Regions from separate parts of the Homo sapiens genome. Here region 2 is linked to region 1. Evidence: read pairs that join two places in POLR2A ChIA-PET (ENCODE). Cell type or tissue: MCF 10A. All regions are shown on one strand. Links, peaks and the distances in the headings refer to the core of each region. The heading gives the core; the rest is flanking DNA. Region 1 overlaps TSC22D2 (TSC22 domain family member 2). Region 2 overlaps TSC22D2 (TSC22 domain family member 2).

Region 1 (12,808 bases), core at 479-8,478:
TGCCTAGTGTGTCTACCACTTCTGTTACTATGCCAAATGTACCCGCGCCTCTGGCCCAGTCGCAACAGCTGAGCAGCCATACGCCAGTCAGCAGGAGCAGCAGCATAATCCAGCATGTTGGGCTGCCCTTAGCGCCAGGCACACACAGCGCACCAACAAGTCTACCACAGTCTGACCTAAGCCAGTTTCAAACTCAGACCCAGCCTTTAGTCGGGCAAGTCGACGATACTAGAAGAAAATCAGAACCCCTACCTCAACCACCACTTTCTCTCATTGCTGAAAATAAGCCTGTTGTGAAGCCGCCTGTTGCAGATTCCCTGGCAAACCCCCTTCAGTTAACACCTATGAACAGTCTGGCCACCTCTGTATTCAGCATAGCTATTCCTGTTGATGGTGATGAAGACAGGTATGGAAATCTCTATTTTAAATATTTGATAGAAATGCTTGGCCAACATTGTAGCTTAGGATGCAACTTTGGGAGATTGTTGTCAACGGAGGCCCTTAGCATTTTTAAATACAAAATTTAGTTTTTGGTAAAATTGATTTAGATTGCTGATGCTGATGTCAAAGGGTGTAATGAGCGAATTGGTCTTGTCACCGTTGTTTAAAAGCACTAAAATGGGTAGGGATGCAACATTGTTTACTCAAAAAAAGGTGAATTTAAGCTTAATGCTTACCATTTAATGGTGGTAGCTAGTGTGTTATGCTCCCATAGAATTGTCCTTTTCTTACATATCAATCACACTTGAACACGTAAGGCAGAGAGATTTGTCAGTGTGAGTTTTGAGGCTGAGACATAATAATACTACAAGTTTTCCTTTCTGGAAAACCAGAAGGTCCTCTAGTGAAAAAAAAAATCTATGTAAGGAATCTTCTCCAGTGTATCTGGAAAGGCTGGAGACATAATGGTGAAATGTCAAATCCGGCTTTGAAGATCATACTTAGTTCAGCCTTTTGATTAAAGGAGGTACAAGGTCACGAGTCTTCCCAGGGACTTCTCTAAGATACTATTTTTTTGTTGTTAAGCAAAAAATGTACTGGAAAGATATTCTTACTTTCCATCAGTCTATTTATTATAGGAAAGGGAGGTTGAGATCGATCCTTTAACTGTAGTGAAAGCTATAGTTCTTGAAATTAAGAGTAATTTTATAATAAAAGTGTAAATGTTAATAATTGGCTCCCTGTATTTAGGGATGCTTTTTTTAATGGCCTAAATAAGAATTAGTGTATTGCTACACCAGTGCCACAACAGCTGATGTTTGGTTATGGTTTAGTGAGGATTTTTGTGGTTTTGAGGAGATGTCACATGTAAATTTGACATACATATTGCAAAATTTTAAAAGCTGACTTGTTGCAATGTTTTAAAATTATATTTAAAAATTATAGAAAAAGTTTCAGGAATTTCACAGTTAGACATTTCTTTGCTGGGGTTTTTGTTTAGCGAGAGGCTAATTTTAGGTGTTTTTAAAAGATACAAACTAATATTATGGATTTCCAGAATAATTAGTATGTGGAAGAATACAATGACATGTATGTTAAAGCTTTCTCTTCCTATGGTTTCTTCTGAGTTCCTTCACATTTCTTAACCTCCCATTTCTAATTAGCCTTGTATTTTTGTTATATACTTCTGTTGGTTTGAAAAATACTCACTGACTGAAATTCATTCATCTTCTCTGCTTTTTGTAATTTAAAGTTCATCTTTTTTTGTAGGTGACTTGCTTATGGGGAGTCTTTCTTCACTTGAGAACGCTTAGAGAATACCACGTGTCCATAAGTGAGCTCAGCTAGCTAGTCATTGAGAAATTTTGTGTGTGTGGGACTACTAAGTAAACTGACTCCACAAGCCACTCAGAAAAATCCCTCTACTTTTATAGTTGCTCCCATTGTCACACACAGGGACACACCTGTAACACAGATTGAGTTTATTTTTTCACCTTTGGTAATAATCAACAGGCATCTTCACTTTTCTAGCTGCCACAAGCCAATTTTTTCCTGATAAGTTGGCAAATAACCTTTTGCTTTCCTCTGTTCCTGTATACTGCCCATATCTCTTCAAGAAATGATGACTGGTTTCCTGAGCTACCCCGCTTTCTATACACACACACACCCCTCCACCCGAGAATGCAGATTACATTTTCCCTTCTGTGCACACCTCTCTCAGTTTACAGCATCCATACTTAGATTCCTCAGAACTTTAGTACGATGATAAGGCATGAAGCAGAGACTTCTGTTGATAGATGGAAACTGAAATGTATTCTTTAGGGTATGACATCAAAAATGCATTTATTTTTTCCTCTTACTGTATTAAGAGTTGGTAATCTGAAAACTCTGATTTCCAAATTTGTGAATGGTTGAACTACAGATACTACTGTATCAGTGTTCTTACCAATTGCAACAGTTAATTCAGTGCAGGGGTTTTGATGTATGTACAGTCCTATTTTAAACATGACACTTCCCTCCCTTGCCCCAATCATTTAAAATCTACATTGCTTACCAATGTTCATTTCTGATTTTTGTTACAGTCTTTCATTGGTTTTTAACTTGACATGCTAGTTTCCAAGATGTAATCTTACACATTTGACTGTTTTGTCACTGGTCCAACATACCTGGTGAAGGAATAAATCCATTAGGTAGAAATAGTTGGGTTTTTTGTTTTGTGTTTTTTTTTTTTAATAGAAAGCTTTGGTTAAAAAAAAAAAAAAGAACAGGGTATTTTAAAATTTTGTGTTTGAAATTAAATAACAGTTTTCCAGGCATATGTTTAAATTACTGAGATGAGTACTTTTGAGGAGACTACTATCTTAACTGAAAATTTTAATTTTAATGTGATTTTGGGTTGCCGCCTTAAAATCTGCATGTTTTCAAATTTGAAATAAAACCAACTGGAGTGAGAGGTCTTGACTAATTGTGATTTAAACTTTGCAAGTAGTTTGACAAATTTCAGATCCTAAGGAAATATTTGTAAATAAGATATATGCTTTTTTTAAAAAAAAATTAGGACTTTAGTAAACAGTCTATTTCTTTGAGAAAAGAAAGGAAAATGGGAAATTAACAAAAAGATTGAGGTGGTTTAGGTTGATACATTGAAAACTCTTATCTTGAGATTTTGGTTCCATTACCTAATGCAAAGTTCTATATTGGCTTAATTTTGAGATCATTTATAATTAAAGAACCGGGCCTTATAGTAATACATCTTAATATTATCACACCTTTAAAAGGCTGATGGTTGTATATGCAAAAAGTTCTCAATTAGCATTGCCTATTGACTCTACATTATTAATTACCATAAAGTTTATCTTTCTGGCCATTTTCATTAGAAAGGTTTATGGTCAGTTGTTGAGACTCTTCAGATTGATTTTGTGTAAACTCGTGGATGTGATGGTTGAAAATACAGTCCTTAAATATGTAGCTACTTTTATAGTGAACTTTACAAAACTTGTTTAAACTACGTACACACTTAACAGTCTCCTGTAAATGAGAGGAGGTGCAAAATATTACTGGCCCTTTTGGAAAAGGAACACAGTACAGATCACTTTCCATAGATAGCCAACCAATGTGAACTCTGTAGGCCGCATTCCAGGAACTCTTATGAATGGCTGCAATTGTGAGCTGTCATCTGTGGCCAAAAGACTGTTGAAAACCTGATTCTAAGGATCCTTTGGTGGCAGATATTTCTATGTCTTGTTAATGGTTTTATTTGTGTGGTTTGCTAATGATCACTGATAAAATATTATACATTGTGAATGTTAAGTGGTGTGTCCTGGTATGTGCCATAAATACACATTTTGTTTGTACATTTATATATATTTTAAACCAAATTCTGCTGCTTTTTTTACTTGAAGTTTAAGTGAGAGGATTAAGTAAATGTATACCAGGAGGCAGAACTGTCTCAGTCTTCGACCTCTGTTGTATGAAAGTCTCACTGAATTGAAGTCTCTAAAGATGGAAATTTCTTACTTGAATCTCTGTTTCTTGGAAGCTGACATTTATCTGTTAAATTGTGAAGGTAATTTTGCTCTTGTAGGTTTACAGTTGATGTCTGAATCACATACTAGATACTATCCTATGCCTATCTACACGTTTAAGAGTGTTCTTACTGAGGAGTTAGTAGTAAAAATGTAAATTCGTATATATGTGTCATTATTGTTTAGCATAAAAACTGATACTGATGTATTCATCAGGGATTACTGATGGATACCACATGGATTACTAAAACATACTTTATTCATAAACGTGGCTTGAAATAAAAGAAATGACAGATTTCCAAAAAGGCTTACGATTTTCCAAACTACCCGAAATTCCTAAACCATGAGCTATATCTGTAGGAGTGTGGCCTTTTATATTCACAGTGACACATACTGTATAAAATTTTATGTGCACTAAATCATATAGGCCAAACATTGGTAAATTTTTTTAGAAAACATGATGGCTTATATGTGTGTGAATAATACAGATTTCCAGCTGACTATTTTAGTAACACTTGTTTTTTCTTTTTAGGAGATCACAACCCCTGAACTAAATCACCTTTATGAGAAGTCATTTTATATAGGACTGGTGGTAGGGGTATATATGTCCTCTACTTCCTGAGAATAAATATAATGCCAATTCATTTGTTATTTAAGAATCCTGGGCCAGGAGCGGTAGCTCATGCCTTGTAATCCTGGCACTTTGAGAGACCAAGGTCAGAGGATTGCTTGATGCCAGGAGTTGGAGACCAGCCTGGGCAACATAGCGAGGCTTTGTCTCTACAAAACATTTAAAAATTAGCCAGGTCTGGAGGCCAACACCTATAGTCTTAGCTACTTGGGGAGGCTGTAGGAGGAGGATTGCTTGAGCCCAGGAGCTGGAGGCTACAGTGAGCTATATTATAATATTGCACTGAAGCCTGGGCCACACAGCAAGGACCTGTCTGTAAAAAGAAAAAAAATAATTCTGATAGCACTAATTTGGAAATAGTGAAATATGGTACTGGATCTATGAATCTGGTACTTCCTAATTAGGAATGGGAGTCTATCTTTCTCTGCACCAGAAAAGATCAGAAGCAGTTATGAACAAATAGCAGCCCCACCAATCAAGTAGTAGAGAAACCCAAATAAATCTGTTTCCTAATAAAGGAATGGTAGTTAGGAAAGTATAAAAGGAATCTGACCTTCCTTTCCTAAAATGGCAGGAGTTGGGGAAGGGGAAGTGTAGAATGATAGCAGATAATCAAAATGGAAGAAAGTACAGTGGAGTGGCATGAAATATAGTCTCAAAAGAAATAGGAACACTTGTGAATACTGAGGAATGGTGTTCTAATTCTTTCTTTGAAGAATTGTTTTAGTCCAGTGTGTATTTCCTTTTCTGAAGATTCTGTTTATTTCTTAATTGCATTACTCGTTAAATACTTAAAGTATGAGGAAGGAGAGGCCTTACAAAAGCAGGTCTGTCTGGTTAAACATAGCCTGAATGATATTCCGTAAGTAATTCCTTAAATTGGAAAAGCAGATTTTTGGTAAGAAATATTAATCATATTTAAGGAGTATGTGTAGCAAAACTCCTAAATTAGAATAAATTATTTAAGTGTATGGTTTTTCTTTATACTAAACCAGTGGGCTTGTGATTTGAGGCTACTGTTTTCGATGGTATTGTATTGAGTCCACAGAGAATATGTATACCTGAATCATTGGTATAATGTCTTTCCCACAGCAATTCTTGAACATATCAAATTACTCGATATTTGTTATATTCTTAATCTGGCATTGCTTAGGGCAAAAACTGGGTGTCCCTCATAAAAAGGTAGGAACAGTAGCCAGTTTGCACCATTCCTATACATTATTCCATGACTTTAGGAAGTATACTTTGAGGTATACTCTTCAGATTTGGTTTAATAATATTAAAGGTATATTGATGGATTGTTTCCTGTATGAAAGTATTGCATGATTTCTGCTCTTAAATCAGGTGAATTAAATTTCATCTGGATTGCTTATCTCAAATTTAAAGCCTCAAATCAGACTTAAATAATTAGTATTTAGTATTTAGTTTGATTCCTTTGTACCCAAGCTAATTTTTGTTTAAAAAGAAAAAGTGCTTCCATCCTTTTAAGTAGTACATTTATTTGTGATGTTAGTGAAAGTTCTGCAGGTAACTGAGTTAATTTTATTAGTGTTTGCCTGGGACATATACCTATTATTAGGGTAGGCAGGACAAATAAGTAAAGTCTAAATGTTAAATTACTTAAAGCTTCTTTTCCCATAAGCCTTTCCTAAAATTTGTCTAAAGAATATTGCTTTGTAGAAGATGGAGTTTGTGATTAATGTGTCAATTATTGTAAATAATGATGGCATAGTTTTAAATGTTAGTTTTAGGCTGTTCATCTTATTACACAAGTATATAATTTAATCTGAATAAAGGATTCCCAAAGGTAAGTGTAAAGCCTCTAGTTTCTAAAGTAGAGTTAGTATTTAGTTTTTATCAAGTGGTTTTATATGTTAAAGCAAAACAAATCTTTGCTTGGCATACCGTCTACCTAGTCTTTGAAGACAAAACAAAGGAGGGAGGAGCTGTTTTGATCAAATAAAACCAATAGCGTGTTTAATTATGTGTTAACATATGTGAATGACCATTACAGAGACAGTAGAGTCAGACATACCCGGGCTAAAATCTAACTGCTACATTTGACTTTGAGCTAGTTGGTGTAGATGCCTTGTTTCCTCTTATGAAAAATGGGGATTGTACCTACCTGGGAGAGTTTTAAGGAATTAAATGATGTGTGCAAGTAATTTGAACAGTCTGTAACATAATATATGTGGCAAACGTGTATCACAGAAATGTTAATATTTCAGTGTCCAAACTGCTCTCCCAGATCACCCCTTTACATGTTATAAATCATACCAAGAATCTTCCATTTTAATATGAAAGCGTAATTGTATGGTATGGATGTAGTCAGAAAAAAGGAGATGATGTTTTAGTCTAGACGAGTCATGATGTTGTAAGAAGTATAGGGAATTGTGTTCCAGTCCTGGCTCTTCTATCATTTAGCTGGTTTCTTTGGTCAAGTCATTTCACTTGTCTGTTTTTCTTTTTTGAGACTTTGTCAAATTTTAAGATTCCTTCTAGCCTTATGTATATGAGACCATACATTCAAGTGTGCTTCATGAGAGAACTGCAAACTTAAACTTTCTTCTTTTTACCCCTTTCCTGCCACTTGACTATTGTGTGGCAATAAATGAAGTTTGTAAATACTCATTAAGTAGGTTGATTGCCCAAGAAAACATTTAAAACAGCTTATCAGTCATTCAGCTTTCATGATGCTCTGTGAGTAGTGAGCACTGGAATACAAATATGAGACTATGCTGCCCTCCTAGATCTCAGGCATTTTCATCATCATGAAAATGATGATCAGATGTATACTTTGACATACATTGGAGGTGGTGATGGAGTAATATAAGGTGCTAATGGGAACAATTTGAGACATCAGATCAGATTGGGATTGGGAGGGTAGTAGACTGACTTCTATTTAAAAATTATTCTCTGCATAGGTATTTATATAGTTCAAAACTCAAAATATATAAAAGAGTAAAATCGAAAGCCTCTCTGCTACCTCTGTCCTCCAGCCACCCTGTTTGTCCTTAGAAGTAACCCATTATTACTTGTACATTCTTTTGAGGCTAACTCTTGAACTAAATCTTAAAATGGTCATTCAGATTAAGTCACTAAGAAGAGAAGGGGATAGTTTTCCAAGCAGAGGTAAAAGGCAGTTTGTATAATGATGTGAAAGAGTGAGAATCTATCATTTGGAAAATGGTATTGTTAATTTGACAAGAACCAGAGTGAAGGACTTTAAATGTCATGGTAAGAAATTTCGATTTTTATAGTAAGTTGCTGTTAAAGGTATTTCTGGAAGCTTTTATTGTTAAAATAATATATATCTTGAAACGATTTCAGTATCCTTTTAGTGATTATTGCATTTTAAATTATAATCTTATGATAAAGCTGTGTTAAGGGAATACCTTCAGAGCGCTGAGTCCCAAAAATCAGAATTCTTACCTAATGAAATGTGCTAAATATTTTGGTACCCCTGGCTCTAAGTTTAAGTATTCTGTTTCCCTCAATATTACCTTGATAATGTCAGAACATTTGGTACATGTTGAGATACTCTACCAAAATTTGATTTATAGGTAGCATAATTTGGAAACTAACCTTATATTAAACACAAAGCAAGCTTACTTGTGTCAGGTCCTATGTATATAGACTTTCATTTGATCTTTCCAACAATTTGTAAGAAAGTGGTTTCTTCCCTTCCCCCTTTCTTATGGATTAAGGAAACTGAGACTCTTAAAATTTGAGTCACCTAGGTATTGGGTGACAAAGCCTAGACTCATATTCAGACCTTTAACCTAAAGCCAGTGCTTTTGAATATTCCCAGAGTTAGAAGTTTGTTTTATTACTTGGCACACAATAAGTTAGGAAGAAGGAAGAACTACCATAGCCACTGATTTGTTGTATTGTAACCCTTTACCTAAAGGATTTTTTTAATCATTTAAATTCCCCAGATAATAATACTGGAGATGGTGCTTGTTGATGTTCTTCATATTGTATGTCCCTGGTTTCTATTTAGAGATCTCTGAAGTCGAATTTTGGCATAGATTAAGAGAAAGAGGTGTTTGTTGAGTGCTCAAGTACCTTATGCTTTAAGCTTTGACAATTTTTGTAGCTTAGTTTTGAGGTATGGAATGTTTGTTTTTTTCTCCCTGTTGTACTTAGTTACCCTACAAAGATAGTGTCTTGCAAAAACAGGTAGACATGCCACATGCTTTGAGTCATTTTCTGATGTAGTATTTTCACATACTTGGAAATTAATGTGATGGACTATTGAGTATATAAAGTCAGAGAGAAAAGAATGTATTTTGTTCAGTGATGTTAAAGAATATTTACAAATAGGAAAACAGCATTTTTGTTTAGGTGGCTGAAGTACAGTGTAAACCACATCTCAGTCTTCCTAGAATTGCTTCGTTGGCTCTATATTTAGAATGGTAGTTTATATTAATATCAAATAAACTGTTAAAAAGCTGGTTTCAAATTTTATTTCTTGAGTGGAAGAGAATTTGTGACCACAGCTGCATAAAAAGTCAGTATTTCCTTCTAATAAAATTTTTAATTTCAGTTGCCTCTTCATGCTTTCAGGTTTCATGGACTGTAACCTTGAAATGATCCCATTAACAGCCTTTTCCTTGGGCTCTTAATCTCCTCAATTTTATGCCATTCCAAAATAGAAGTCTCTCTGATGATCAAGCCTTTCAATCTTTACAGATGGCTCTTTTCCCTTCTACTTCCTTGATCAGTGATTTCACAGACTTGACTCCTTTAATCTGTTAGTCAGTGTTTGGAGACTAATTATTGTTGCTGTTTGCTACAAACCCCTCAGTTTATGGATAACATCCCAGTTATAGTATCCCAGAAACAAAATTTCATAGCTTATAAGACTATCTAAATTTTTACCCTTAAAATCTAGACTGTTTAAAGTTTTATGTAGTACATAGATTGTGTAACTGTGTACTATAGAAAACCATGTACTGTGGCTTCTTCACTTTGAATGTATGTAGAAAGAGTGATTGTTAATTGTTAGCTTTTGCAAATTAAGTGTATTCTAATATGTGCTGAAAACTTTAGGTCCATTTATACAGTATTTTATTTCACAGGTTCTTTCCACATCCCAGTATTTACTACTAACTACAAATATGTTCGTTTTTCACCTTTACATTTGACTTAAGAGATATTGCACTATTCTGTAAAACTGCTGGAATTTTATAACAAGTCATATGACTTCATTTGGAACCAATTTACCTGGAATATGAATTTGATTCAAATTAAATATTTGTATTTCCAAAGTCAGAGGATCTAAAGGTCTTTTAAAGATGCCAGGTGTGGTGGCTCATGCCTGTAATCCCAGCACTTTGGGAGGCCGAGGCGGGCAGATCACCTGAGGTCAGGAGTTTGAGGCCAGCCTGGCCAACGTGGTGAAACCCCATCTCTACTAAAAATACCAAAAATTAGCTGCGCGTGGTGGTGGGAGCCTGTAATCCCCGCTACTCGGGAGGCTGAGGCGGGAGGATCATTTGAACCCAGGAGGCAGAGGTTGCAGTGAGCCGCGATTGTGCCATTGCACTCCAGCCTGAGCGACAAGAGTGAAACTCTGTCTCCAAAAAATAAATAAATAATAAAGTTCTTTTAAAGAATATCATCCTTATAAATATATTGTGAGTACTCTTTAATGAATTTTGAATTGTAGACTTGCAGAATAACTTCCAAGATACTCTTTCTTATTCTTTTGTATATACTACCTTCCTCTTTGAGTCACTCCATTTAAACTGGAGGTCTCCAAACAGACCTTTGAGGATAGCAAACTAGTTCCCATATGTTCCTGGGCAAGCCTGTTTTTTTATAAAACAAAAACAACAACCAAAAAAAAAACCAGATTGAATGTTCAATTGGTTCAGTTAGTTTTCATTTGATTTGGCAGACTGACTTCTAAGTACAGCGAAAAAAGTGGCCTGACAAATACATCTTAAGAGGATGTAAGCCGTTAAATAAACAGTAGGTAGAAGCCTCTTAAGCTTTTCTTGTTATTAGCAGGTCTAATCAGTGCCTTTGATTGCCTTAGACCTAGTTAGGAGAAAAGTGGAAAAAGGATTAAAAGAATAGAAAGGAGTTGAAGTAGGGCAAGCAATGAGAAATACACGTATTAGTCTCCTAATTAATCAAACAGTTACTTTGGTGATTCTCTGGCATCTTGGAAGTCTTTTTTTTTTATTGTACTAATAATTCTGCACAGACTTTAAGGCTCTTAATAGGACCCCAGAATTGCCATGTTGTATCTAAACCTCATTTTGTAGATTAAAATAATGCTATTGATGATTCACTGTATGCCAGGAACTTTACATTTAGTCTCAGTTCTTTAGCCTGCAAAGCTAGGTAGTAATGTAACCAGTTAACAGATAAAGAGACAGACTTTTAAAGAGGTCAAACTTTAACACTGCTATGTGTTTAGTGTAGTGGTTTAAGAGCATAAACTCTGGAACTAGATTGCCACCTACTAGCTCAGTGATGTAAGGCAAGTTACTTCTATCTGACCCAGTTTTCTCCTCTATGAGATGGGAGTAATAATGGTGCCTACCTCTTAGGGCTGTTGTCAGAATTTAGTTAATGAGTGTAAAGCACTTAGAATAGTGTGTGGTACCTAATAAACACATTCTTAACTGCTGCTGTTCTGCTACAGCATGGGCTAAGAATTTTAAAAGTTATGTGGCAAAGTTTTTTTGGCTTCCAGATGTACAGGTTGAAGGTGGGGGAGACTATGGAAGTTGCTGAGGAGGAGGGAACAGGTTTGTCAAAAGTTTAAATCCCCGTGGAACCAGTCCCTAGATTTGAGGTGAATCATACTTACTGGGAGATAGTCCAGAAGAGCCCATCAGTTAAGAGTCTATGGTGAAAGCCCTAGGGAATGGTAGAAATGAAAGATAATTATGATAAATAGGCTTTTACCCCTAAAGTAACATTGTACCAATGCTAGAATCAGAAAGCTGCCAAACAATTGCAGCGCCATTTTTTGCCCTAGACGAGGAAAAAACACATATAAATAAATGGATTTTGAAGGTGGAAATGTGTCAAGTCCAACCCAGGAAAGAATTCTTCATTGTTAATCAAACCTTTGCTACTTTTAACAGAGCCTAAGAAAAGTTTTTATATTGTGAAGATATAGCTTAACTTAGTTTATATGAATACCTAAGAACAGCCTTGTTAAACTGCTAAACAAGATAGATATTTGTAAAGGCATTTGATATAGAAGAGTGTTGATTAGGCTATGAATTTGTCACATTTATATGCACGCACACAAAATTGGATGCTACTTAGTATTTAGTTTCATCTGCCTTACCTCTTTATTTTATAACTGTGATCCTGAATTATTGTTGAAGTCTGCTGGATTTTGTCCAGTTTTTAATTTCTTCTAAAGTGTTGTTTTAAGCAAACTTATGTGGTTTTAAAATCTTTTTATTATTAAAAGTTACACTGTATTAGAAATCTAAAATCTTCCATCTTCTTTTGAAAAGTAGTGATTATACTGTACGTTCTCAACCTCATTTCCATTTGATTCTCGGATCTCACAGGAATCCTTCAACTGCTTTCTACCAAGCGTTCCATTTGAACACGTTAAAGGAATCAAAGAGCCTCTGGGATAGGTATGAATACTTACATATGGAATGCATACATGCAAAACTGTATGCATGAATTGCTTTGCACTGTACTGGTTTCTCATTAAAACTGATCTTTGTTATTTTAGGGGGGAAATCACATGGTATCTAGCATGGGACAAAGCAGCAAAATAAACCAAAAGGACAATCTCTATTTTATATAGAAAATAAACATACTTTTCTGCATCCTGTGTACTTTAAGTATATCTATATTTTTGAAGGGTTCATACTGTGTTGAATTTTTCTTATGAAATAGTCACTTCCCCAGTGTATTTTAATGCAAATGCATATTCTATAAAATAAACTATATTTTAATTTTTGTGCTATTTTATGTTTTTTTTCTGTAAAAGCCATAGTGATTCAAAGCAAAATGTTATTTCAAATTATGAAATTGGAGGAGGAACAAGACCAAGGTATCAAAGTAATCATTGTTTAATTTTTGGCAAGAAACTTTAACTTCAAGTTTGTTTGCTAGAATTCACTAGGTCTGCATTACTGATTTGTAAGCCCCTAAAACAGTTTGCTTTCTTACAGAAATGTTGTATAGATTTTACTGTTAACTTTTAAAAATACAGAAT
Region 2 (12,808 bases), core at 1,812-9,811, 55 kb after region 1:
TTGATATTGCCAGGAAACAACTTTAAATCACCAGAAAGCTTTAACATCAAATAATACTTTTAGAAGGAGGGGAAAAGCCTTCCACCTCGACATCGAGCCTATGAAGTATTCCCTAAAAAAGAGGAACTAATCTGAGAAAAGTTTACACATTTTTAATACTCTAAGTTGTAGATAATGAAATTGATTTAAATCAAAGTTAACTAGAATAGGATTCATGTGTCATGAATTATATTGTCTATTGTCTCATAAGCAACAAGTGACACTTATTATCTTGGCTGACAAAATCAGCTACCATTTAATGAACCAAGTTAAGAATAACTCAGGTGACTGATACCAAAAATAAATCTCTAATACAGCTGAGAATCCAGAAACACAAATAATATGTTGAGTAAGTAATAAAAGTGACATTTCAAATTAGTAAGGAAAAAATGGATTATTCAACAAATAGTATGGGATAGCATAACAATTTAGAAGAAATATAAAGTTAGATCTTTCACAAAAATTAATTCTAGCTAGACTAGCAGTTAGTCTTCTACTTTTTGGTTACTCCCTTTTAGAAATTGGAAGCTATGAAGCTATATACCCTGTCCATTTGAAAATGCACATAAGCAAAGAACTTTACAAATAGGTTATAAAGAGAAGCTCAATCTCAGCAAAATAAGGGAAGTGCACATTAAAACACAAGAAACCATCTCAGATCCAACTAATATTTAGCGTGCATACAAATCAAAAGCTGGAAAGGGTGTGGAAAAACAGGAATACATTGCTAGTGAGCATACAAATTGGCACAGCCTCTTTTAAAGACAATTGTGTATCACCCATTAAATTTTAAAAGTCACATACCCTGTGACCTAACAATTCCAACTTTTAATGTCCTAAAGAAACATACATGTGTTCACAAGATAGCCTGTACAATGATGTCAATTGCACCTTTGCTTGTACAGTAGACCCCCTTATCTGCATTTTCACTTTTTGAGGTTTCAGTCATCCAAGGTCAACCACAATACAAAAATATTAAATGGAAAATTCCAGAAACGAACATAAGTTTTAAACTTCAAACCTTTCTGCATAGTATAATAAAAATCTCTCACTATCCCTCTCCATCCTGCCTGGGACAGGAATCATCCCTTTGTCCAGTGTATCCACAATGTATACACTCATTATATACCCATTTTATAATGCCCATTAGTCATTTCTATTATCAGATCATAAAAAAACATAGTACATAGAGGGTTTGGTATTATTCATGGTTTCAGGCATTCAGTGAGGGTCTTGGAAAATATCCTCCATGATGGGGGAGCTACTGTAATACTATGAAATTGGAAAAACCAAAATACTCATCAAGAGGATGGACTATGGTACACATGATGAAGTATTAAGTATCAATGAAAAAGAGAGAGTCCTACATGTCCGGCATGGAAGGATCTCCAGGAGACAATGTTAAAAGTTTGGGGGAAAAATTGAAAGACAATACCTGTAATACATATGATACTAGTGATGTTAAATCACATCACACACACACACACACACACACACACACACACACAAATACTGTATAGTGTACTTCTACAAGTACATATTTGTGTATTATATAGAGAGAAGGTCTGGAAGGATACTAACCAAACTGTCAACAGTAGTTTGGTAGCGTGCATTAGCTTTAACTGTAATGTTTGATGTTTTTGAATATGCATTTATGTATTGTTTGTGTAATGACAAATTAATAAATTAGAAATAAAATAAAATAATGTGTTTTCTTCTTGTCTGCTGCTAATGTTTCCCCCTGGTACCTGGGGTCTCATCATGTTCAGCATCTTTCCTCCCCAGGAATATCTTCCCCCCCTACCTGTTTCTTCTACTTCGCCTTCTCCCATGGCTTTTTCACATCAGTATTTATACAGGCTCAATAAATAACTGGCCAATAAATGAGTAGACCACCTCCCCTAACTGAAAATATGTTCCCTTCACTTGCTTTTTCAGCTCCTTCCTCTTCCTTTCCACTTTTTCCTCTTCCACGTACAGCTTATCACAAACGCAGTCTGGCTTTAGCTCCCATTGTGCCACTGAAACTGTTCTTGTCAAGGTCATTGATGATCACTTTGTTGCTAATTCTATCCCATATCTTATTGAACTGCTTTACTCCTAATTTCTCTTTATGATCATTTCATTACTCTAGTAGTTTTCTATCTCTTCATTTTCTAACTTCACTTTTTTTTTATAAAGAGTTTCCCTTATAAAAAGTATATAGTTGAATTTTCTTTTCTGAACCAGGCAACACTTCATTCCATGAAATAGAATAAGTGTTCCCAATTTTTTTCTTTTATAGAGATGAAGTCTTGCTATGTTGCCCAGGCTGGCTTTGAACTCCTAGGCTCAAACAATCCTCCCACCTCAGTCTCCCAAGTAGCTGGGACTACAGGTATCCACCACTGTTTCTGGCTTGAATTTTTAATTTCTTAACCCAATCTGTCTTTTGATAGAAAAATTTAATCCATGTCTATTTCATCAGTGGCATATTTGGATGTATTTCTGCCATCTTATTTCATGTTTTCTCCTTAAAATGCTTTCTAGACACCCCACCCCCGCACCGGCCACTGCCTTGCCACACACACACCCTTTTTCCCTTTTCTTGGCTTTCATTCAGTTGTTTCTTATTCATTTTTGATCCCTCTTTTGGTTGGGAAGTTATACATTCCAGATACATTCTTCCAGTGGTTACCTTACAATTTTGTTTATCATTTTGTTGTGGATTTTTCAACCATATACAACAGTGAACTGTATAATGAACTCCCATGTACTTATCACCTAGCTTAAACAATTATCTACTCATGGCCAATCTTGCATTATTTATACTCCCACTCATTTCCCCTCCCCAGGATACTCAAGAATGTCACCCCCCAGAAGGGAGTTCCAAGAGGAGGAGGAAAATGTGAACCCCAGGACGGAATTCTAGGGGGAGGAGGAGAAAGGGCTCTGGGACCTACATATGGGGCTTAAAGTGAAGAGCCTAGGAAACTTGGGGTGAGAGAATGCCAATACTTAGAAAGAATCCATGATCCTCTGGATTATTTTGAAGGAAATCCAAGATATCATAGACTTTATCCATATATATTTCAGCGTATACCTCTAAAGGACAAGGATTTTTTAAAGAAAAATTATAACTAAAATACCATCACCCCACCTCAAAATGAACAATTCCTTAATATTACTAAAAATCTACTCAATGTCCACATTTCCCTGATTATCATAAATTTCTTATGGTGTATTTGTTTGAATGTGGGTCAAAATAAGGTCCATACACTGCAATTGGTTGGCATTCCTCTAAAGTCTCTTTTAATATGTGGGCTCCCCATACCTCTCTTTTCATCTTGAAATTCTTCAAGAATCTCAGTTATTTGCCCCATAGTTTTTTCTGAAGTCTGAGTTTTCCTAATTGCATTCTTATAGAATCCTCTGTCCCTGTATTTCCTAAATTAGTTCTAGAAGTTTAATCAGATTTATATTTTGTCAAGATTAATTCATAAGTGGTGGTATATACTTCCATCATATAATGTCTGTCTCTATTTTGTGATGTTGGAAGCATGGATAATCATTACCTAGACCCATTAGCCTATTAATTCTATTATCCCTTCTCACTCATTAGCGAAATACTTCTCTAAAGAGAGACTTGCCCTTACCAACTATTCAGCTACCCTGTGGTACAGTTTGTATAAGAAAGGGAGAGACTTAGTTCTTTCCTTTTATTTCCCAGTTTTCAAAATAATGAGTTGAGTACCTACAAAGGAATAAAAATAAATAAGGCATGATTAGGGAAGACTTACTCTGATATTTTATTCTGGGAAGAAGGAAAAGAGAATGCAGTGAGTTGATTTAGGATGCTATGACTCAGGTGTTAGTAGAGAGAAGCCAGGAAAAAGCCCCCAAAAAGTTGATAACAGGAAATGGCGACCTGAAGATTTGTCTGTTTACTGCTGAGTCTGGAAGCAACTTCTAAGTGAAGAGTACCTTGAGGGAATAGGGGTGGGAAGCCCATGTCTGGGCAGAGAAAGGGCTAGTTCAGAAGAAGCAACTGCAGGTAAGAAAAGCAGGTCGGTTAGCCCACGGATTCAGAGAGTGAAAAGTTACAGAAATGAGCAGTGGATTTTTCTGGGTTTACTTTCTGCCACACAGAGACTAGACATACTATCCTTACAATCTGACCATGAACCAGGAAGTTTACTAAGAAAGGCTGCATGGGGTAGGTAACATTTAGCACATGCAACAATACTTTTTATTTTATTTTATTTGAGATGGAGTTTTGCTCTTGTCGCCCAGGCTAGAGTGCAATGGCGCGATCTCCGCTCACAGCAACCTCCACCTCCCGGGTTCAAGCCATTCTCCTGTCTCAGCCTCCCTGGTAGCTGGGATTACAGGCATGCGCCACCATGCCAGGCTAATTTTTTGTATTTTTGTAGAGACAGAGTTTCACCATGTTGGTCAGGCTGGTCTCAAACTCCTAACCTCAGGTGATCCACCCACCTTGGCCTCCCAAAGTGCTAGGATTACCGGCGTGAGCCACCGCGCCCGGCCAACATGCAACAATACTTCTAAGCAAGGCGATACAGATCAGCAACTCTGGTGCCGATGTGTTCTATTTCCTTTGGTATCTGTGTCTTGATTCTTCACGCAGACCAATTTTGTTATCATCTTAATGGTCTTTCCCATAAGGAACCCACTAAGAGGTTTCAGTGTTGGGACATTAGCTTAAGAACCTAGGTAGTCAGCACGAGAACCTAGGTCTGTGGGACTCTCCTATTAATGACTCCTCTTACCTACCATTCTCCAGCCAGCGTTGTCTCCTGTTCTTCTCACCTCCCCCTATTCCATCCTGCCCCGAGTAGTCTATTCGTGCTAAAGCATTCACTGAGAAAAACTGTAAAGGGAGAGTCCCTTCTCAGAAACACCAGCTTCTTTTAAAATGGAACTTTTGAAGACCTCCCTGTTCTGTTCTCTGGAGAGAGTGAACAAGTAGAGACTTGGCAATAGCTGTGGAAACACCGCCAGCCTCTTGCTTCCAGCAACCTTGAGTTCCAAACCTGTGAGTCTTAGTTTTATATTCACTGACTTCAGCTTCCTGAACCCATCCCAGTTCAGCATTAGGTAATGGCTGTGATGACAGCTGACTCATCTGGTAATGCAGCTTTCCTGGAGGCTTCCTCTGCTCAGATAATCACACTCTGGGAGGGAAAAAAGGTTACAACAATCTTCTACCCCAGGATACTCAAGAATGTCATCCCCCAGAAGGGAGTTCTACGAGGAGGAGGAGAATGTCAGCCCCAGGAGGGGAGGTCCAGCGGGAGGAGGAGAAGAGGCTCTGGGCCCTACATAGGGGGTTTAAAGTGAAGAGCCTAGGAAACTTGGGGTGAGAAGGTGCCAGTACTTAGAGACAGAAACTGAGTGGTATAAAATGGAATGAGAATCCCCTCATTGCCCTTTGACAGCTGAGAAACTTCAAACTGGGCCCCGTTTGAGGGTAAGTTCTGCGAGAGTAGAGACTTCTACTTATTTATTCACAATTGTATTCCTGGTAACTAGTACGGTGATGTATTGCTTGACAGAAATACATTCTGAGAAATGTGTCGTTAGGATTTTGTCATTGTGCAAACATTATAGAGTGTACTTATACAAACCTGGATGATCTAGCCTACTACACACCTGGGTTATATTGTATAGCTATTGCTGCTAGGCTATAAAACTACAGCATGTCACTGTACTGATACTATACTGTGACACATGGTAAGTATTTGTGTACCTAAACATAGAAAAGGTACAGTAAGGATACAGTATAAAAGATTTAAAATGGTACACCTGTATAGGGCACTTACCATGAATGGAGCTTGCAGGACTGGAATTTGTTCTGGGTGAGTCAGTGAGTGAGTGGTGAGTGAATACGAAGGCCTGGGGGCATTACTGTGCACTACTGTGGACATTATAAACACTGTACACTTAGGCTACACTAAATTTATTTTTAAAACATTTTCCTTTAATAATAAATCAACCTTAACTTATTGTAATTTTTTTTTTTGAGACAGAGTCTTGCTCTGTCTCCCAGGCTGGAGTGCAGTGGCATGATCTCAGCTCACTGCAATCTCTTCCTCCCAGGTTCACGACATTCTCCTGCCTCAGCCTCCCGAGTAGCTGGGACTACAGGCAGCCACCACCACACCCGGCTAATTTTTTTTTGTATTTTTAGTAGAGACGGGGTCTCACCGTGTTAGCCAAGATGTTCTCGATCTCCTGACCTCGTGATCCACCCTCCTCAGCCTCCCAAAGTGCTGGGATTACAGGCGTGAGCCACTGTGCCCGGCCTTTTTTTTTTTTTTTTTTTTTGAGACAGGGTCTTGCTCTGTCACTCAGCCTGGAGCATAGTGGTATGATCATGGCTCACTGCAGCCTTCACTTCTTGGATTCAAGCAGTCTCTCACCTCAGCCTCCCGAGTAGCTGGGACTTACAGGCACATGCCACTGTGCCTGGCTAATTTTTTATAGAGATGGGAGTTTCCCTTTGTTATCCAGGCTGGTCTCGAACTCCTGGCCTCAAGAGATTCTCCCTTAGGCCTCCCAAAGTGCTGGAAATACAGGTGTGAGCCACCATGCCCAGCCACTGTAACTTTTTAGTTTTATAAACTTGAAATTTTTTTAACTTTTTTACTCCTTTGTAATAACACTTAGCTTAAAAGGCAAACACATTCTATAAGTGTACAAAAATACTTCCTTTATATTATTATATAAGCTTTTTTCTATTTTAAAATTTTTTAACTTTTTAAACTTTTTTGTTGAAAATTAAGACACAAACCCACATATTAGCCTAGGCCTACACAGGATCAGGATCATCAACATCACTGCCCTCTACCTCCACATCTTGTCCCACTGGAAGAGGTCTTTAGGGGCAATTACATGCATGGAGCAGTCATCTCCTATGAGAACAATGCCTTCTTCTGAAATACCTCCTAAAGGGCCTGCCTGAAGCTGTCTTACAGCTACCTTTTTTTTTTTTTTTTTTAATAAGTAGGACTGCACTCTAAAAGATAAAAAGTAGAGTATGGTAAATATATAAACCAGTAACATGGTTATTATCATTATGAAGTATTATGTGCTATACATAATTGTATGTGCTAGACTTTTATACGACTGGCAGCACAGTAGGTTTGTTTACATCGGGCATCACCACGAACATGTGAGTAAAGCGTTGCCCTGTGACTTTACTGATGGCGGCCCACAGTTGACCTAAATGTTGTTATGCAGCACATGATTGTACTGTTATTAAATGAATGAATGAGGGTTCACACCTATCTTACATATTCTTTATTCTTGAGCTTTCTGATCTCTAAATGTAGCCTGAGATAGCCAAATCATAGCCTTGTTGTAAGGATCAAACAATATAAAATATGTAAATCACGTAACTTGGATCTGGCCCACAGCAAGCATACAGTAAATGCTGCTCTTGTTTTCTTTCTCACCCCTTTCTAGGCATCTGGTTGAAGCAATGCTCTTTCTCCTCACTGCTTTTTGACCAAAAGCTTGGGAAAAAGACTAGGCAATCTTTAGGCCCAGGAAATAGCACCTGTGATAAATCCAAGGTCACCTAGATAGGTTTAATCACCTTCTCCAAATAATAACACTACCAAGTTTTACAGCACTCCTGACAAAAATCTATTTTTCCTCCTTTTCTTTCCCTTTAAGACAGGGTCTCACTCTGTCGCCCAGGCTGGAGTATAGTGGCACGATCACAGCTCACTGCAGCCTCAACCTCCTGGGCTCAGGTGTATTTTTCCTCCTTTATCTCTTTAGAACCTCACAACTACCCTAGTAAGCCTTGGGAAAGCAAGTATTTGGCTCATTTGACAGATAAGGAAACAGGTTCAGAGAATCCAGAGAGCTTGTGACCTGCCCAAGATCTCAGATCAGATTAGTGGTAGAACTAGATTCCAGCCCATGGGTGGCCATAGCCCACATTTTTCTCCCCATTGTGCTTAAATAGGTTAGAGGTCACAGGAAGAAAGAACCCCTTTTCTGGAAAAAATTATGTTGAAACTGTACCCAATTTATTCCTATTCATTGATTCATCTACTTGATTTCATTAGGCAGCTCTGTGATTCAAGAGATGGCCATTTGGGATGGGCAAAAGAGAACAATATATGACAATATACACTCCTTGGAATGAAGAAAGGTAAGTCTCCATCCACAAAATACCAAACAGACTTCAATCAGAACACTCTCAGTTCAAGAGGATTGGTGCTGATTGTTTATTTGTTAGAAATGTATATTTTCTGGCTGGGCCCAGTGGCTCACGCCAGTAATCTCAGCATGTTGGGAGGCTGAGGTGGGCAGATCACTTGAGGTCAGGAGTTTGAGACCAGCCTGGCCAACATAGTGAAAACCCATCTCTACTAAAAATACAAAAATTAGCTGGGCCTAGTGGTGCACACCTGTAATCCCAGCTACTCGGGAGGCTGAGGCAGGAGAATCGCTTGAACCCGGGAGGCGGAGTTTGCAGTGAGCTGAGATGGCACCACTGCACTCCCACCTGGATGACAGAGTGAGACTCCATCTCAAAAAAAAAAAAAAAAAAAAAATGAAAGGTGTATTTTCTTAATAAGTAGCACATGCTCACATACACACCATGGAATACTATGCAGCCATGAAAAAGGATGAGTTCATGTCCTTTGTAGGGACGTGGATGAAGCTGGAAACCATCATTCTGAGCAAACTATCGCAAGGACAGAAAACCAAACACCACATGTTCTCACTCATAGGTGGGAATTGAACAATGAGAACACTTGGACACAGGGGAACATCACACACTGGGGCCTGTCGTGGGGTCGGGGGAGGGAGGAGAGATGGCATTAGGAGATATACCTAATGTAAATGACGAGTTAACGGGTGCAGCACACCAGCATGGCACATGTATACATATGTAACAAACCTGCATGTTGTGCACATCTACCCTAGAACTTAAAGTATAATTTAAAAAAACTTCAAAAAAAAAATAAGTAGCACATGCTCATTGAAATATTTCAATAAAGAAGTTAATTTTCAAAAAAAACAAGGCAAAATCTCCCCTCTCTATTCATCTGCAATCCCACTCTGCAGAGTAAAACTGCTAAGTTTTCTCTGCACATAATTGAGATACACACATTTTGTGTTTTCATTTACCATAAATGAGATTATACTAAACATATTTTTCTTCAACTTGCTTTCTACAAATCTACAGTAATCACAAACATCTTTTCATGACAGAACATAGAGATTGTCTTTATTCTTTTAAATAGCTGCATAGTGTTGTATAATAAGTCATATCACGACAGTCCCCTACTCATGGATGTTTAGATGGCACTCAGTTTTTTTCTGTAATCAAAATTGTTTCTCTATACATCTTTGTCTAGTTACATGAGAATTTCTTTAGAATAAGAGTGGCCAACATTTCTTGAGCCCTTTACCTTCACATCATGTGAATAAGACAAATCGCTGAGCCATGGGTAGGGCATTTCACTGTAGACAAGCAGAGACGTGAGGCTCACAAAGGGTAAAGCTAGGATTTTTTGATATGTAATCAGAGTAGAAACTCAGTTCCCTAGCTCCAAAACCCAGATTCCTTTTAGCCTCCAAATACATGTATTTTTTTTTCTTTTTCTTTTTTTTTTTTTTTTTTTTTTTTTTGAGACAGGGTCTCACTCTTATTACACAGGCTGGAGTACAGTGGCAGGATCTCAGCTCACTGCAACCTCTGCCTCCCAAGCTCAAGCGATCCTCCCACCTCAGCTTCCCAAGTAGCTGGGATTACAGGTTCATGCCACCACACCTGGCTGATTTTTGTATTTTTTGTAAAGACAGGGTTTTGCCATGTTGCCCACACTGGTCTTGAACTCCTGAGCTCAAGCAGTCTGCCCACCTCTATTTCCTGAAGTGCTAGGATTACGGGCATGAGCCACTGCACCAGTCTAGCCTCCAAATATATTGATATTCTGATAAGATGCCACAGGGCTATATATCTTTTATTTGAACCCCTTGCGTCGCTCTGTTCCACTTAGCTAAAAAACTACCTATCCCCAGGGGGAAAAGCTGAGTGAGTGAAAAAGCAAAAAATGGTTAAGCTGCAGTACTCCAAGGAGACTAATCAAAGCATGTAAATATTATTTAAAATATCCTTTTAGGCTGAGTGCGGTGGCTCACACCTGTAATCCCAGCACTTTGGGAGGCCGAGGTGGGCGGATCACCTGAGGTCAAGAGTTTGAGACTAGCCTGGCCAACATGGTGAAACCTCGTCTCTACTAAAAATACAAAAATTAGCTGCGTGTGGTGGCGGACACCTGTAATCCCAGCTATTTGGGAGGCAGGAGAATTGCTTGAACCTGGGAGGCAGAGGTTGCAGTGAGCCAAGATTGCACCACTGCACTCCAGCCTGGACGACAGAGCGAGACTCATCTCAAAAAATAAATAAATCAAATAAGATATCCTTTTAATATATTTTAATCAGCTTTATTGAGGTATAATTTATTCACTAAAATGCACATTTTAAATAAAGCTTGCTGAGTTTTGAAAAAGTATACAGCCATGTAACCACAATCACAGCCAAGATGAATGTCTTTGTATATCCTATACACAATCTTTCATCAGATATAAGTACTGCAGATATCTTCCCCCAGTCTGTGACTTGCCTTTTCATTTTGAGCAGAAAGTTTTCATGTGACAAAATCCAATTTATCAAAGTTTTCTTTTATGGTTCACATTGAGTCTAAGAAGAAATCTTTGCCTACCCCAACATCATGAAGATTTTCTCCTATGTTCTCATCTAGAAATTTTATATATTTACTTTTTACATGTAAGTCTCTTATCCCTCTTGAGTTAATTTTTGTATATAGTATGAAACAACGGTATGAATTTACCTTTTGCTATGGATATCCAATTGATCCAGAATTATTTGTTGAAAAGATTATCCTTTCTCTATTGAACGATGTTGGTACCTTTGTCAAAAATTGACTATAAATGTAAAACCTTCAAATGTAAATATAAACTCTATTTCTGTCGATTCTATTCTGTTAAGCTATATGCCTATCTTTATGCCAATACAACAGTGTCTTGATTTCTGTAGCTATATAGCAAGTTTTGAAATCAGATGGTATAAATCCTCAAATTTATTCTTTTTTTTCAAAATTGTTTTGGCTATTGTAACTACAGTTGATAGAATTGACCAATGAAGCTGCAGCAGGCAGAATTCTAAAATGCCCTGGGACTGTAAATATGATGGGTTTTACTCTTATGATTAGCTTATGTTATATGAAACAGTTGACTTAAAGAAAGGGAGATTAGCCACATGAACCTTTTAAAAGCAGAAAGATTTTTGGTTGATGGAAAAAGAGAAAGCTAGAAATCTGAAGCACTAGAAATATTTAATGAGCTATTGTGGCTTGAAGATGGAGCAGGCCACATGACAAGGAATGCAGGCAGCCTCTAAGAGCTAAAAGCAGCCCCTGAGGGACTACCAGCAAGAAAATGGGGATCTCACTCCTACAAGGTCAAGGAAATGAATTATGCCAACAACCTAAGTGAGCTTGGAAGTGATTCTTCTCCAGAGCCTCCAGATGAGAACTCAGTCTGACAGACATCTTGATTTCTAGTCTCACCATGTCAGACTTCTGGAATACAAAACTGAGGGCTAATAAAAGGGTGTTATTTTCAGCCTCTACATTTACAGCAATTTGTTATACAGCAATAGGAAATGAATACAGAGCTGTCTGGACCCAAGCTTTTCTTTATGGGAAGCATTTTATCTATTAAATGAATTTCTGTACTTGTTATAGGTAGATTCAGATTTTCTAATTATTCTTAGTTCAGTTTTGGTAATTTGTATCTTTCTAAGAATCTTTGCATTTAAGTTTTCCAATTTGTTAATGTAAATTTGTTCATAGCAGTCCTGTGAACTCTTTAATTTCCATAGGACTGGTAGTGATGAACCGTTTCATTTCTGATTTTGAAAATATTCTATTTCTCTCTTCCTTCTTGGTTAGTCTAGCTCAAGATTTCTCAATTTTGTTGACTTTTTTCCAAGAACATGATTTTTATTGGTTTTTATTTTCTCAAGTTCATTGATTTCTACTTTTTATTATTTCTTTCCTTTTGCTTGTTTTGAGTTTATTTTACTCCTTTTTCTAGATTCTTGAGGTGGAAGCTTAGATTAAGATTTTTCTCTTTTTTTAATGTGTTTAATGTTATAAATTTCCCTCCCTGCACTAACTGCATGCCACAAATTTTGATTTTGTGTGTGTTTTTGTTTTAACTCAACTCAAAATATTTTCTAATTTCCCTCATGATTTCTTTTTTGACTATGGGTTATTTAAAAGCATGTTATTTAATTTCCAAATATCTGGAGATTTCCAAATTTCCTTCTGTTGCTCATTTCTAATTTAATCCTGTTGTGGTCAGAGAACATACTTTGTATGATTTCAATTCTGTTAAATGTGGGCCTTGTATCATGGCCTAGCATCCAGTCTATTCTGGAGAATGTTCCATGTACACTAAAAAGAATGTGTATTCTGCTGTTATTAGGTGTGGTGTTCTAAAAATGTCAGTTGTATCAGGTTGGTTGATAGTCTTCTATATCGTTACTAATTTTCTATCAAATGGGGTATTGAAGTCTCTTTGAATAGTGTTTTTCTTTTTAATTCTATCAACTTTTGCTTTATGTATTTAGGGGCTCTGTTGTTAGGAACATATACATTTATAATTGTTACATATTCATTATAAAGCATCCATCTGTCTCTAGTAATATGTC

Evidence for each region. ChIA-PET counts read pairs that join two places held together with the same protein. Peaks named below come from ENCODE experiments on the same cell type or tissue, not always from the same donor. Only the 100,000 strongest peaks of a DNase experiment are listed, where the experiment ranks them.
Region 2: POLR2A ChIA-PET joins it to region 1 with 10 read pairs; 20 of 35 experiments call an interaction of 5 or more read pairs at or near these places.

Annotation. Positions count from the first base shown.
Region 1 is chr3:150,410,903-150,423,710 of GRCh38, forward strand. TSC22D2 (TSC22 domain family member 2) reads left to right here. Exons shown (of 3, transcript NM_001303264.2): 1 at 1-406. Among named protein-coding and RNA genes, the nearest start is that of TSC22D2, 9.0 kb to the left of the region's middle. RefSeq lists an enhancer at 1-92. In MCF 10A, for the core only: no CTCF peak of the experiment used is centred there; DNase peaks (open chromatin) are centred at 1,769 and 3,569.
Region 2 is chr3:150,464,681-150,477,488 of GRCh38, forward strand. TSC22D2 (TSC22 domain family member 2) reads left to right here. Exons shown (of 3, transcript NM_001303264.2): 3 at 1-1,742. Among named protein-coding and RNA genes, the nearest start is that of TSC22D2, 63 kb to the left of the region's middle. RefSeq lists an enhancer at 4,548-5,048. In MCF 10A, for the core only: no CTCF peak of the experiment used is centred there; DNase peaks (open chromatin) are centred at 5,101 and 5,921.